2 separate regions of the Homo sapiens genome follow, and region 2 is linked to region 1. A link is an interaction called in ENCODE POLR2A ChIA-PET data of the cell type or tissue named here. Cell type or tissue: OCI-LY7. All regions are shown on one strand.

Region 1 (8,000 bases):
ATCTGACTCATGGCCTATATTTGTATGATCTGTAAGCAAAGGATGTTTTTACATTTGTAAAGGTTTGTTAAAAGGAGAAGTAGAAGAAGGGGAGAATGAAGAGAACTAGGAGGGGGGGGAAGAAGAGGAGGAAGAATGAAGAGAGTCTTTATATGGCTTATTTTACTATCTGGCCCTTTACAGAAAAGTTTTCCAACCTCAGAGTTAAATAAACTATGATGTGTCTATGTTTGGCTTTCAAGCTTACCTTGCTTGATTCACAAAGCTTCTAGGAACTATAAATTGAGATTTTATTCCACATTTAGGAAATTTTAGGCTATTTTTTTTATTTTTACTTATTTTTTTTAGGCTTTTGTTTAAAACCTGTTTTTTGACCAGTGTTTTTCCTTCTCTTTCTAGGACTCCAGCTGCATGTGTGCTAGGGCGTTCATTGTATCTGAGGCAGTGCTAAGTAATTTTTTTTCTTTCTCCGTTCTTTAGATTGGATCATTTCCATTCATCTGTCATTATACTTTGGTCTACATATAATGTATCTTTAATTTACTAGCTGATTTTAAAATATTCTCATTAGGCCGGGCACAGTGGTTCACCCCAGGAATCCCAGTACTTTGGAAGGCCGAAGCAGGCAAGTCGCTTGCGGTCAGGAGTTTAAGACCAACCTGGCCAACATGGTGAAACCCTGTCTCTATTAAAAATACAAAATTTAGCCAGGCATGGTGGCAGGCACCTGTAATATCACCTACTCAGGAGACTGAGGCAGGAGAATAGCTTGAACCCAGGAAGTGAGGTTGCAGTGGGTCAAGCTTGCACCAGTGCACTTCAGCCTGGGCAAGAGAGCGAGACCCTATCTCAAAAATAAATACAAATAAATAAATAAATAAATTCTCATTATATTTACTTTTAACAATAGTATCATGTTTGAGAAAACTTTGGCCTGTAGACCAAATCCTGGCCTATGGCCAGATGACTACAAAAGTAGTCATTAGGTTGACTACTCTTCCTCCTATCATCTCTACCTGATGTTAAGCATATCCAGTGAATTATTAAATTGAGGTATTTTACTTTTCAGCTTTCTGGAGTTCTTATGTTCCTTACAGCTTCCATTTCTCTGAAATACTCCATACCTTCACTCATTATAAACATTGTTTCCTTTATATTCTCGGACATATTTACAGAACTTACGTTGACTTCCTTGTATGCTAATTTCAATATCTGGGTCACCTCAGGATCTGCTTTTATCAACTTCTTTTTTTAATAAGGTCAACATTTTCCTGTTTCTTTCCTGTATATCTAATACAGTAGTCCTCCTTTATTCACAGAGGATATGTTCCAGGAACCCCAGTTGATACCTGAAATCACAGATAGTACCAAACCTATATATACTATGTTTTTTCTATCTGATACCTGTGATGGGACTAAGTGACTAACAGGAGGGTAGTGTCTATACAGCATAGATATGCTGGACAAGGGGATGATTCATATCCCTGGTGCGACAGAGCAAGATGGCCCGAGATTTCACCACACTATTCAAAATGACATGCAAATTAAAACTTTTCAATTATTTATTTCTGGAGTTTTCCATTTAATATTTTCGAACTGTGGTTAACCATGATAACTGAAACCTCAGACAGCAAAACTACAGATGAGGTGAGGACTACTGTAATTTATCATCTCTACAGGACATTTCGGAGAATACAATGCAGACACTGGTTTCTGTTATGTTCCTCTGAAGAGTTTGAATTGGTTCTAATTAGTAATAAACTTGCTGAGTGATCACCATGAAGTCATGAAAGTTTACTTTCATACTTTGTTAGGACAGATTAGTGGAAAACTCCAGGTATTCATCAAACATTTCTAATGTAGTTAACTTAAAGTCTGAATTCTCTTTACTTTATGGTTGGTAGCACCTGAAAACTCTTCTCACCTTGTTCAGTTTCCAGCGGTTGCTTTCCACTGAATTTCCTAGAATCTCCTGAGTGAATATACAATAAAGGGATCAGTTAAGGCTGGGAAGGGTATTGTTATGCAAATTTTGTGAATTGCAGTTTAACAGCTAAAGAATTTATCTCTATGATGTTCATAAAATTATTGTCTTAAAATTTGATTTTAGATTTTTCCACTTAATGACATTTAATTTATATGTGTATATAAAATATGCCTTACCTATTCTGTGCACAGTCCCAACTTCATAATGGGGGAATGAATGAATGTATCTTAAACAAATGATGATTTTGAAACTGACCTGTGAACTTAGTTAATTGAGATTCAGTGAGGTATATAAATAAGTCTAATTTTAACACTCTGATTTATAGTAGCAAACAAGTTTTCATTTGTAAATTAAGCCTAGATATATATACATATGAACTATATTGAATAGGTGGGCATTTCTTGGGCAAATAATTTAGTTTTTTTTTTTTTTCCTATTACATCTGGAAAATAAATCTTGTATATACAGTATATGAACACAGTGTAGTTTTGTTTAAGTAAACTAGCTTTGTTGATATACTATGTATACAAGATAAAAAGGAATAAAACATGAAAATATCAATAAGTATTGAATCTAAGTAACAAATATATAGGAATTTATTATTCTATTATCTTTACTTTTGTGTAAGCATGTAAAAGAACTGGATTTTAGAAATTATAAACATGTATTAAAGGTAATTCTTATAGTTTTCTCAATAATTTGCTGCTCTGTATTATTAAAACTACTTTGTCTATAAAAGTTTGCTGAAGTGAAAAATATTGCTGTTTCTATTACACTTCGTTAAATTCATTTTAATATTTTTGTTAGGTATCTCCAAATTATCCAAGGCCATGCCAGCCATGTCATTGCGATCCAATTGGTTCCTTAAATGAAGTCTGTGTCAAGGATGAGAAACATGCTCGACGAGGTGAGAGCTGCAGCAGAATGTCACTGCTCTGATAAAAGGACAACTAAAAGCCAAATATGATTATTTTCAGAAGAATATTTTGCAGTAAATGTTATTCATGTAATAAATTTATTCTTTAATCTATCAGTGTATTAGCGTTCCCTCCAGGAAGTAGTTTTTAAACTCATCTCAATAATTACTTTCATGTTTAATTATAATGTTTTCATAGCAAGAAGAGTTGAATTATGTATTTTGAGATACACACACACACATACACAGAGATAAAGAAAGAGAGAGAGTCAATCACAAATCTGTGGTATATGTAATTTTTTCATATCGTGTTATTTATTAGATTGTTTGTAGCTTCTATGAGTTCTAGCATGAAATGCCAGCGTTCACTGAGGAATGTGTGTGCTGTAGTGGGAAAAGCAAATAGAAGAACTCACACACTGAGATGTAGGCAATAATATAGAAAGCAAGAAGTGTTCATAAAGGACTAAGAAGGTAGTAGTCATGAATTAATGAACAGAAAGAGGCTGACACTAATTTAAGCTAAAGCCTTCCTTTGAGGAATGAAATTCATGAACTCCAAACATTAAGAAATCAAATGCCAACATAACTCCTTGATATAAAAGCGTTTGGGAGCTACTTCCAGGGCAGTTGCTCGCCAAGTTTAAGTAGGAAATTCATAGAATGCACTGGGACGCTTCTTCTCTAGAAAGACTAAAATTAATCAAGGCTACAATGTAGTGTTTTTTTCCCTAATGACTTTAGCGTTAAAAGACCAGCAATGTTTCTTAGGTACAATTCTTGTTACCTGCTTTCTTTATAAAACTGTAGGATTATCAATCTGAGCATTACATGTAGACTAAATTTTGAAATATTAAAAAACGGATACGTTTTGATAGTCGAATGATGAATTACTGAGCTCACTTTTCGTTTTAAGCCTTTTCTCTTTGTGTTTACAAGTAAATCACAATGTTGTTTTCATTAATATCATTTAACTCTTCCCTACCCCTTTTTGAGTAATGAGTATATGATCACAGAATAAAAATGGAAAAGTAGAAAAATAAATATACAATTCAGTGGTAATTCAGGAGAGATACCACTATTAACATTTTCATATATTTCTGTCATAATGCATACAAAAATTTCTGATATTGCTCCTCTTAACTTTATGTGATGAGTTTCCCCAAAAATCTATGAAAACTTTCTCTGAAGTCTGGCTTCAGCACCTAAATAACACATTATTATATGGTCGTGCCATAATTATTTACCCTCTCAACTTTATATGGACATTAAGATTGTTTCAAATTTTTGTTTATTTTAACCAATCCTTTAATAATACTTATTCCATATAATTACTTTTCAATTATTGTAAAAACAATACATAGTAAAATAAATTCTTAATAGTAAAGAAATAAAATAATAAGTGTCCTCTTCAACCTATTTATCCCAGTCTTACTTCCAAATTTAAAAATATTGAGCCTTTTTTCCGATTCAGTTTTTATTTTTTTTAATTATACTTTAAGTTTTAGGGTACATGTGCACAATGTGCAGGTTAGTTACATATGTATACATGTGCCATGCTGGTGCACTGCACCCACTAACTCGTCATCTAGCATTAGGTATATCTCCCAATGCTATCCCTCCCCCCTCCCCCCACCCCACAACAGTCCCCAGAGTGTGATATTCCCCTTCCTGTGTCCATGTGATAGCATTGTTCAATTCCCACCTATGAGTGAGAATATGTGGTGTTTGGTTTTTTGTTCTTGCAATCGTTTACTGAGAATGATGTTTTCCAATTTCATCCATGTCCCTACAAAGGACATGAACTCATCATTTTTTATGGCTGCATAGTATTCCATGGTGTATAAGTGCCACATTTTCTTAATCCAGTCTATCATTGTTGGACATTTGGGTTGGTTCCAAGTCTTTGCTATTGTGGATAATGCCGCAATAAACATACGTGTGCATGTGTCTTCATAGCAGCATGATTTACAGTCCTTTGGGTATATACCCAGTAATGGGATGGCTGGGTCAAAGGGTATTTCCAGTTCTAGATCCCTGAGGAATGGCCACACTGACTTCCACAATGGTTGAACTAGTTTACAGTCCCACCAACAGTGTGTAAAAGTGTTCCTATTTCTCCACATCCTCTCCAGCACCTGTTGTTTCCTGACTTTTTAATGATTGCCATTCTAACTGGTGTGAGATGGTATCTCATTGTGGTTTTGATTTGCATTTCTCTGATGGCCAGTGATGATGAGCATTTTTTCATGTGTTTTTTGGCTGCATAAATGTCTTCTTTTGAGAAGTGTCTGTTCATGTCCTTCGCCCACTTGTTGATGGGGTTGTTTGTTTTTTTCTTGTAAATTTGTTTGAGTTCATTGTAGATTCTGGATATTAGCCCTTTGTCAGATGAGTAGGTTGCAAAAATTTTCTCCCATTTTGTAGGTTGCCTGTTCACTCTGATGGTAGTTTCTTTTGCTGTGCAGAAGCTCTTTAGTTTAATTAGATCCCATTTGTCAATTTTGTCTTTTGTTGCCATTGCTTTTGGTGTTTTAGACATGAAGTCCTTGCCCATGCCTATGTCCTGAATGGTACTGCCTAGGTTTTCTTCTAGGGTTTTTATGGTTTTAGGTCTAACGTTTAAGTCTTTAATCCATCTTGAATTGATTTTTGTATAAGGTGTAAGGAAGGGATCCAGTTTCAGCTTTCTACATATGGCTAGCCAGTTCTCCCAGCACCATTTATTAAACAGGGAATCCTTTCCCCATTGCTTGTTTTTCTCAGGTTTGTCAAAGATCAGGTAGTTGTACATATGCGGCGTTATTTCTGAGGGCTCTGTTCTGTTCCATTGATCTATATCTCTGTTTTGGTACCAGTACCATGCTGTTTTGGTTACTGTAGACTTGTAGTATAGTTTGAAGTCAGGTAGTGTGATGCCTCCAGCTTTGTTCTTTTGGCTTAGGATTGACTTGGCGATGCGGGCTCTTTTTTGGTTCCATATGAACTTTAAAGTAGTTTTTTCCAATTCTGTGAAGAAAGGCATTGGTAGCTTGATGGGGATGGCATTGAATCTGTAAATTACCTTGGGCAGTATGGCCATTTTCACGATATTGATTCTTCCTACCCATGAGCATGGAATGTTCTTCCATTTGTTTGTATCCTCTTTTATTTCCTTGAGCAGTGGTTTGTAGTTCTCCTTGAAGAGGTCCTTCACATCCCTTGTAAGTTGGATTCCTAGGTATTTTATTCTCTTTGAAGCAATTGTGAATGGGAGTTCACTCATGATTTGGCTCTCTGTTTGTTGTTGTTGTATAAGAATGCTTGTGACTTTTGTACATTGATTTTGTATCCTGAGACTTTGCTGAAGTTGCTTATCAGCTTAAGGAGATTTTGGACTGAGACAATGGGGTTTTCTAGATATACAATCATGTCGTCTGCAAACGGGGACAATTTGACTTCCTCTTTTCCTAATTGAATACCCTTTATTTCCTTCTCCTGCCTAATTGCCCTGGCCAGAACTTCCAACACTATGTTGAATAGGAGCGGTGAGAGAGGGCATCCCTGTCTTGTGCCAGTTTTCAAAGGGAATGCTTCCAGTTTTTGCCCATTCTGTATGATACTGGCTGTGGGTTTGTCATAGATAGCTCTTAATATTTTGAATTACGTCCCATCAATACCTAATTTATTGAGAGTTTTTAGCATGAAGGGTTGTTGAATTTTGTCAAAGGCTTTTTCTGCATCTATTGAGATAATCATGTGGTTTTTGTCTTTGGCTCTGTTTATATGCTGGATTACATTTATTGATTTGTGTATATTGAACCAGCCTTGCATCCCAGGGATGAAGCCTACTTGATCATGGTGGATAAGCTTTTTGATGTGCTGCTGGATTCGTTTTGCCAGTATTTTACTGAGGATTTTTGCATCAATGTTCATCAAGGATATTGGTCTAAAATTCTCTTTTTTGGTTGTGTCTCTGCCTGGCTTTGGTATCAGAATGATGCTGGCCTCATAAAATGAGTTAGGGAGGATTCCCTCTTTTTCTATTGATTGGAATAGTTTCAGAAGGAATGGTACCAGTTCCTCCTTGTACCTCTGGTAGAATTCGGCTGTGAATCCATCTGGTCCTGGACTCTTTTTGGTTGGTAAGCTATTGATTATTGCCACAATTTCAGATCCTGTTATTGGTCTATTCAGAGATTCAACTTCTTCCTGGTTTAGTCTTGGGAGAGTGTATGTGTCGAGGAATTTATCCATTTCTTCTAGATTTTCTAGTTTATTTGCATAGAGGTGTTTGTAGTATTCTCTGATTTTAGTTTGTATTTCTGTGGGATCCGTGGTGATATCCCCTTTATCATTTTTTATTGCATCTATTAGATTCTTCTCTCTTTTTTTCTTTATTAGTCTTGCTAGCGGTCTATCAATTTTGTTGACCCTTTCAAAAAACCAGCTCCTGGATTCATTAATTTTTTGAAGGGTTTTTTGTGTCTCTATTTCCTTCAGTTCTGCTCTGATTTTAGTTATTTCTTGCCTTCTGCTAGCTTTTGAATGTGTTTGCTCCTGCTTTTCTAGTTCTTTTAATTGTGATGTTAGGGTGTCAATTTTGGATCTTTCCTGCTTTCTCTTGTGGGCATTTAGTGCTATAAATTTCCCTCTACACACTGCTTTGAATGCGTCCCAGAGATTCTGGTATGTTGTGTCTTTGTTCTCATGGGTTTCAAAGAACATCTTTATTTCTGCCTTCATTTCGTTATGTACCCAGTAGTCATTCAGGAGCAGGTTGTTCAGTTTCCATGTAGTTGAGCAGTTTTGAGTGAGATTCTTAATCCTGAGTTCTAGTTTGATTGCACTGTGGTCTGAGAGATAGTTTGTTATAATTTCTGTTCTTTTACATTTGCTGAGGAGAGCTTTACTTCCAAGTATGTGGTCAATTTTGGAATAGGTGTGGTGTGGTGCTGAAAAAAATGTATATTCTGTTGATTTGGGGTGGAGAGTTCTGTAGATGTTTATTAGGTCCGCTTGGTGCAGAGCTGTGTTCAATTCCTGGGTATCCTTGTTGACTTCTTGTTGACTTTCTGTCTCGTTGATCTGTCTAATGTTGACAGTGGGGTGTTAAAG
Region 2 (8,000 bases), 68 kb after region 1:
AGAAAAGAGAAAGTATGAAAAAGTATCCAGGAACATAGCAAAGAACATGGACCAGACAGCATTAGGGATCTATGTGAGTTTAGTAATCATGAATTTGAAGCAAGGTCAGTCAACAGGTACTATGAGTTTCTTCAGATGTATCCAGCTCAGCAGTTGCAGGTACAGAGAAGATAGAGGTTAGATTTAACTGACGTTGTGGTTAAGCCAAGTGAATACAGTAAAACTAGAGATTAAAATAATTGACCATGGAATCTAAGACAGTGATGAGAAACCCTCAAGCTACAGCGATTTCCCATTGTCTCCCTAAATGCTATTAGTACTGTAGCCAAGACAAGTCTTTCTTTTATAGGACTATACAAGGCCTTAGAGGATATTTAGTATCCTTGGCCTAAAGGATAAAGGTAAAGTGGTACAGTACACATTTAGTGTGCTGTACACTAAATATCAGTAGCACTTTGCCACAAATTAAAGGAACAGTATATAATCCTTGACAGTGCTTTAACTCCATTGCATTTCCTTCTTTTTTAGAATGGAATTTTTTTCTATATGTTCCCCAAAGCAAGGCTAGTTTATATAACATTAAATTACTTATGCAAATGCAAAAATTAATCTGAACATCTATTTATTATATCTAGCACAAAACATAGAAACAAAGAAGGCATAGGTTATTATTTTGAAATTATGCTTTACTGAACACATAGGAATTGCTACCAATCGTTTAAATAGTTGCCTTATTTCTTAGACAAATAGTAACTGAAATGTATGGAGCATTCATGCATATATTTGGAATGTATTAAGTGTTCATGTGTATACCTGGCGCAGAGTTAATTGTTTTGCCTGCATTATCTGATTTGATTTTCCCACAGTGCCATGAAGTATGAATTATCATTATCACTATTATATAGTAAACAGTATAAAAATGTGTCTATGACTTGGAGAATGGAAAAATGTTTTACAATATTACATTCTGGTTGTTCACTTCCCTTCCATTCATGTTGACATTGAATTGTTCTAGGCTGCTAAGGCAGCACTGTCAGAAGCCACGTTTTTTCTAGGCATACACACACTTTATTCCTTTGTCCTTTAGTTCCTTAAACTACCCATGCACTTTCCTCCTCTTTCTTTTTACATTGATGATTAAAATAGTGAGCCTGAATTTTTTTAAATAAAAACCAACTAAGTTTTTTATTATTTATTATTTGGAGGAACATATGCCCTCCAAAATATCATTTAGTGCATCTTAGACATAAAACAATTTAACTGCTTGAAGAAAATGTCCAGCTTCTGAAATGGCATGCCATTAGATATTAGTGACATTTGTTTATAAACAAATAAATGTCTTCAACCTCTATGTAGTTACTATCAATATAGCCATGCAATATATATGGAGTTCCAAATACCTTTCAAAAAGTAATGTTGATACAGTAGTGATCACTTATGTCCTTTTGATTGAAACTGCATTATACGAAGTTCTTTCCTTTCAGCACAATAACCTGAAAAATATAGCTGTCTATTTAAAGAAGACATTTTCTTGTTTGGCAGAATATTATCATCATACAGCATATGTACAATATGGTCCTAATTTGTGTCGATATGTGCTAGGCTTAGAAAACTCACTTTAAGTTTTACTAAATTTATTTTGGAGTTTAACTCTTACTTTTGACATGATTTATATTCTAAGGAGATCTCAGCTTCTTCCTGCTTAAATGACATTACATAGATAGAAAGGTATATATTCTTATTATAGCAGTGTCTGCCAGGGCTGCAGTCCTGTTGTTAGAAGGCTGTCAGAATTTTAAATGTAAGCCTTCCTTTCCCAGGTGTTATAATTTAATCTTCTAACTCCTATTAATTTCTGAAGACTGTGGGGCCATCCTATATCTTAGAACAAAATATAGATACGTACATTCCTGATTTTTTTCTCCATATTTACCTTCCCCCAAATGTTTTAATTTTATTATTTCAAAATTATAATAATAGCAATGGATTTCAAATTAAAATTCTGGCTAGTGAATCCCTCAGGTATTTCTTTATATTGACTGATTTGTATGTTGTAGGCTAAATAATGCCCTCCTCCAAGATACCCATAGCTGAATTTCCAGAACCTGTAAATATGTTCCCTCTTACATGGCAAAAGGGACTTTGCAAATGTGACTAAGTTTAAGAACCTTAAGGTGGGAAGATGATCCTGCGTTATCCAGGTGGACCGAATCCAGTCACATGAGACCTTAAAAGTAGAAGAGGGGGTCAGAGTGATGAAACAATGGAAGAAGAGGAAGGAGAAGTTTGAAGCATGAAAAATATTTCATTCATCATTTCTGGCTTTAAAGATGGAGAGTCCCTTGAACCAAGGAATGTGAATGACCTCTAGAACCTGGAAAAGAGCATTGGCTGACAAACAGCAAGGAAATGGGAACCTCAGTTCCACAACCACAAGAAATGAATTCTGCCAACAACCTGAATGAACAAGGAGATAGATTCTCCTCTAGAGCCACCAGAAAGGAATGTATCCATGCCGACACCATCATTTTAGTCATTTTAGCTAAAGGAGACCCATATTGGAATATTCGCCTACAGAACTGTATTCCAACAAGGATGCATATGTTGGAATATTCACCTACAGAACCATGAGATAATATATTTGTGTTGCTTTCAATTGCTAAGTTTGTTACGGTAGCAATAGGAAACTAATGCAATGTACAGTTGACCCTTGCACAATGCAGGGATTAGGGATGCTGACCTCTACACAGTTGAAAATTTGTTTATAATTTTTAGCTCCCTAAAAACATAACTACTAAGAGTCTACTGTTGAACAGAAGCCTTACTGATAACATAAGCAATTTATTAACATATTTTGTATTTCATATGTATATATGCTGTATTCTTATAATAAAGTGTGTTAGAGAGAAAAGAAAATACTAAGAAAATCATAAGGAAGATAAAATATATTTGTGTTAATCAAGTGAAAGTTGATCATCTTAAAGGTCTTCATCTGCATCATCTTCATGTTGAAAAGGCTAAGGAGGAGGAAGAAGAGGAGGGGTTGGTCTTGCTGTCTCAGGGGAGGCAGAGACAGAAGAAAATCCGCGTATAAATGGACCGGACTTGCACAGTTCAAACCTGTGTTGTTCAGGTGTCAACTGTATATGAAGGCTTTCTTCTTTAAACAGAAAGGAAGTATTTTGTGCCCAAGATTTGGAGAAAGCAATGGGATAAAAATATCATAGAGATTTTATGGTATTTGTCCTTTTTTTCCTTTTCCCCTTCACTAAGGGTCTTGAAAAACTGGTCTGAAACTCCGCTCCAGTAGAGCAAAAAGAAGAACTGAAAGTTAAGAAGATATTTTTGTGAAAAATGTTGTGAGACAAATTTTGACACAGGGTTGAGGAACTCTTTTTTTCCGCATCTGACCAAGGGCAGGCTTGATATCCTGAAGGTTAAGAGCGGCTTTGCCTGAAGCAAAGTTCTCACTATGGGAAGTTGCAGCCGAGTAGTGAAGAGTTATCTTGATGGGAGGCCGGAACAAATTTGCTTTGGAGACGTAAAGGGAACTAAGAACTATTCTTACTGGACTCCAATATGAGACTTTATTTCTATCCATTGGTTTGCAAGGCCTGGAGATATATGCATTAGATAAAAAGACTGTATTTGTAATTAGAAAAGCCTCCAGTAATTAATGTCCAAATATGCAACCAATTTAAATGATGTCTACATAATACCACACATAGATGAAAATCCAAAAAGTCAAACATTCATTATAATAATTCTTCCAATCTAGTTGTTGTTATATAGAAGCCCCTCAGAGGGCACCCCATTTTGCTGAATTTCTTGAGTTTTTTACTTATATCACAGAATCAGGATGTTCAAAGTATAACAAAGATGAGAAGTAAGTTGAAAAAAGAATTATTAGTGATATTTCTTCTACCATATACATGTTATCTTGGAATTGGAATTTTTTCATAATAAGAAATCCATTAGCATAAATACAGTTTAAATTGAATAAGTAAATTTCATTAAAAACAAAATATTTATTTGGGGGTACATTTTATAAATAGCTGCAAAATCAAAACTGCATTTTTGAAATGTAAGCCATATTGATGCTAGTAAGTCAATATGCTCATTATCAATTGTGTATGTACTTTTATGTTATTTAGAAAATTTAATTACACGTACGGTGTTTCAAGTATTCAATAGATAAACCACCTAGGAATATAACAGGGGGCATAAAACATATTATCGACTCTGTGTCTTTATGAAACTAGATAAAGCAAAGAAAAATCTGTCAATTACTCAGCCAGTTTCATCTTAGTAGCCTACTGTAAATTGAGGTCTATGTTTTTGAGTGAATGAAATCTAGTAAATTAAGTTCACCAGGTCTTATTCTAGTTTATTTTAGATGGAAATGTATGATTTTTAAAAGTGGGAGTAAAATCTTACACATATTTCTGAAATGTTAAGAAGATAATTTTATAATTCAAACCTGTACAAGAACTTAGTTTGCCTATCTGAGCAAATTTTACATTCACTAGTGAATGCCCATGTGAAAGACAAGCAGGAAACTTCCAGGGGCCAAGGGGCTTAGAACCAACTGAACTGGTACAAAATAAACATTAGGTATTTCAGTACGTAGAGTTTGTGGACAAAAAGAATAGGCTCTTACCAATTACTATGCTACTAGAATATCCAATTTTGCTTTTACCAAGCCTTAGTGAAAAGTGAATGAATTCTAACAAGAAGACTCAAAGACACTGGTGCTCCCCCTGTGTCTCCCTTCACTTATTCTGCATGGTCAGCACCTCTTCAAAAGACCAATAATAATGGTCCCCTACAAGAAGTATACAATTGCTCCTCTGATGTGAAAGCATATGAAGAAAATAAGTGTCCAAAGCTGCATAAATATTTGCACCCCTTTGAGAGTATGAGAAAGTGTGTGTTTTATGTTGTGATTGATAGGACAACTTTCATGGCCCACTTTGAACTCTTAGCAGGAACTTTGGAATGTCCTGAGGGTCTGTCTGCCTTTGTATGGCAGGAACTCTGTTTTCTTAGAAAATAGTAAAGAACAGTTTGTACTCCTTTGTTCTAAAGGGTACCTATAGTTTATGGGAATTGGGGAACTTAGTAGAAAAATCACCAACGCTCTCATGTTTCTCATAAAAAATGCTCAGCTTTATTTGGAAACTTTGGCCATTGTTTTCTTTTTCTTCTTTCTTCTTCTCCTTCCTCTTTTGGGTTAAAAAGGCCACAGTCTGACCTACTTATATGTGTGATGAAATGTGCAGACTCTGCCAAGGCTATTTATTCTAATGATTTATCTACTCAAGATAAAAAGAAATAAAGTGAAGACAAATCTGAAATACTGTGCAATGTACTTACTTGAAAGCAGTAAGTTCTCATGTTAGAAAATTTCCCTATTAAGCAAGAAATCTTGAACACTTCATTAAAGTCATATGATCTGATTTTTATTATCATTTAAGTCAGGGAATTTTAGAACTAAATGTGTCAATTATAAAACTGTACATATGTATAGCCTCCAAAATGTGTTAAACATTAGTTCATATGAATCTCAAAATACTGTAACACAGTAAAATGAGCAAGAAAATTTTTGAAATTTGCACAGTAGAGACGATGCTGTTAATGTTCACCGAGGTAAATAATTTGTCCAAAGTTCTATTTCTGTGAGATACTCAACTGAGACATAATCTCAGCTTTTTTCACTTTCATATTCTATATTTTGGTTTTCATTTTGTTCTTAAGAAACAAGTATTTTTAAAATGAAACATCTGGTTTCGGCAGTGCTGGCTAATGCTCAGAACTCCCTTCCCTTGTTTTCTTCAATGTCACCCTTCTATAAAAACCTCTGAATATCTGAATACGTTTTAAGAGCACCCCTTATAAAACACTTTTTGCTTTGTTATGTTTCATTTTGCAGGTGCCAAAGTCACAAATATTTCACCTCATTCAGATATTCCAGGTAGTAAGGCTGATATTTTTATGAGTCATTTCATCTGACAAAATTAATTTAAGAATAAATAACATTGAAATAGTAAGTAGCATGTATTTTGGACTTAACTCTTATTTTCCCTATTTCTATTCTTCCATGTTTTAATAGATTAATATATACTCATGTGTATATATGTACATGCACACTCACACACATATAAGTATATATATATTTATTTTTCCTCATCTTATACAAGTGGAAACATACTATACACATTATAAGAGCACAGTATAATTTTTATGTAATATAATTTGAAGTTAATTCCATATTGGATAGTTTCTTCATTATATGTGTAAGTATATGTAATATATCATATGTATCTATGATTGTGTATTTCATTGAATGAATGCACTCAAACGTGTTCAGCAATCAGCACAGAGGTTAAACATTGACTCTAGTACTAGACTGTGAAGGTTCAAATCCTGCTTTCACCACCTGCCATCTTTGTAACCTTGAACAAGTTATGTAAGTACTCAATGCTTCAATTCCCTCATCTTTAAAATCAATGTAACAGTTATAAGATTCTTACCACATAAGGTTGTGTGTGGTGTTTTGAGAATGTAATGAATGAACATATCCAAAGCCACATTGTAGAGTGCTTAGCACTTGCAAAGCATAATGTCAGTGTGAGTTGTCATTTCCATCATCATTTTTAACATGTTTAATTGCAACCCCTATTGATGGACGTACGGACATTTTCAATATTTTTTACTACAAACGTTGTTATACATTGTTTTTCTGTTGTTGTTGTTGTTGTTGTTGGAGATGGAGTCTTGCTCTATCACCCAGGCTGGAGTGCAGTGGTGTGATCTCGGCTCACTGCAACCTCCACCTCCCGGGTTCAAGTGATTCTCTGCCTCAGCCTCCCGAGTAGCTGGGATTACAGGTGCTTGCCACCATGCCCAGCTAATTTTTGTATTTTTAGTAGAGACAGGGTTTCACCATCTTGGCCAGGCTGGTCTTGAACTCCTGAACTCATGAGTCACCCTTCTCAGCCTCCCAAAGTGCTGGGATTGCAAGCGTGTTTCAGTGAATAGCCATGTGCCCAGCTGTTTCTCACATGCACCCTTATAACTGTGGGATAAATCTCTGAAGGTGAAACTGCTATGTCAAAGTATATATGCATTTATAATTTTAACAGATATTGCCAAATTGAACCCATATATTTTAGACATGCTACCACCAATGCATGAGAGTACTTGTTTCCCTAAACCCCTCTCTAATAGAGTATATTATCAAACTTTTGGGTCTTTGGCAATCCAATGGGTGAAAAATGACATTTTGGGCTGGGTGTGGTGGCTCACGCCTGTAATCTCACCACTTTGGGAGGCTGAGGCAGGCGAATCCCTGAGGCCATGAGTTCGAGACCTGCCTGGCCAACATGGTGAAACCCTGTGTTTACTAAAAATACAAAAAAAAAAAAAAAGCCAGGCATGGTGGTGCACACCTATAATTCCAGCTACTTGGGAGGCTGAGGCATGAGAATCACTTAATTGCTTGAACCTGGGAGACAGAGGTTGCAGTGAGCCAAGATAGTGCCATTGCACTCCAGACTGGGCAACAGAGCAAGACTCCATCTCAAAAAAAAAAAAAGGAAGAGAGACAATTATATTTTTTTCCACACAAGCATTTAAAATCTAATTCAAAAATCTATTCTGAACTTACTGAATCCCAAGAATAATTAGGAGAGGAAAAGAAATAATGTTTAAATAAATTCTATCTGCCTGTTACTATAGAACATGAAGAATGGGTTCTGTGTTCCTCTTATGAATTTCTTTTTAAAACCCTTCAAAGTAGGTATTTTCATGCCCTTTTAGACATAACATAACGTATAATTCAGAGTTGAATTAATTTTCCCAAAATCACACAGCAAATATATAGACTACAATTAGAAAGTGGGTAAGTCTCATTCTTAAACATATACTTTTGCATTATAGTCACATGAAACCACTGAGCGTGTTCATGTGTGTGTGTGTGTGTGTGTGAGAGAGAGAGA

Evidence for each region. ChIA-PET counts read pairs that join two places held together with the same protein. Peaks named below come from ENCODE experiments on the same cell type or tissue, not always from the same donor. Only the 100,000 strongest peaks of a DNase experiment are listed, where the experiment ranks them.
Region 2: POLR2A ChIA-PET joins it to region 1 with 5 read pairs; 2 of 35 experiments call an interaction of 5 or more read pairs at or near these places.

What each region holds. Positions count from the first base shown.
Region 1 is chr6:129,162,782-129,170,781 of GRCh38, forward strand. It overlaps LAMA2 (laminin subunit alpha 2), which reads left to right. Exons shown (of 65, transcript NM_000426.4): 9 at 2,795-2,894. Among named protein-coding and RNA genes, the nearest start is that of LAMA2, 280 kb to the left of the region's middle. In OCI-LY7, no CTCF peak of the experiment used is centred here; no DNase peak of the experiment used is centred here.
Region 2 is chr6:129,230,589-129,238,588 of GRCh38, forward strand. The region is part of intron 12 of LAMA2 (laminin subunit alpha 2); the gene reads left to right. Among named protein-coding and RNA genes, the nearest start is that of LAMA2, 350 kb to the left of the region's middle. In OCI-LY7, no CTCF peak of the experiment used is centred here; a DNase peak (open chromatin) is centred at 3,373; H3K4me3 peaks cover 337 bases; H3K27ac peaks cover 672 bases.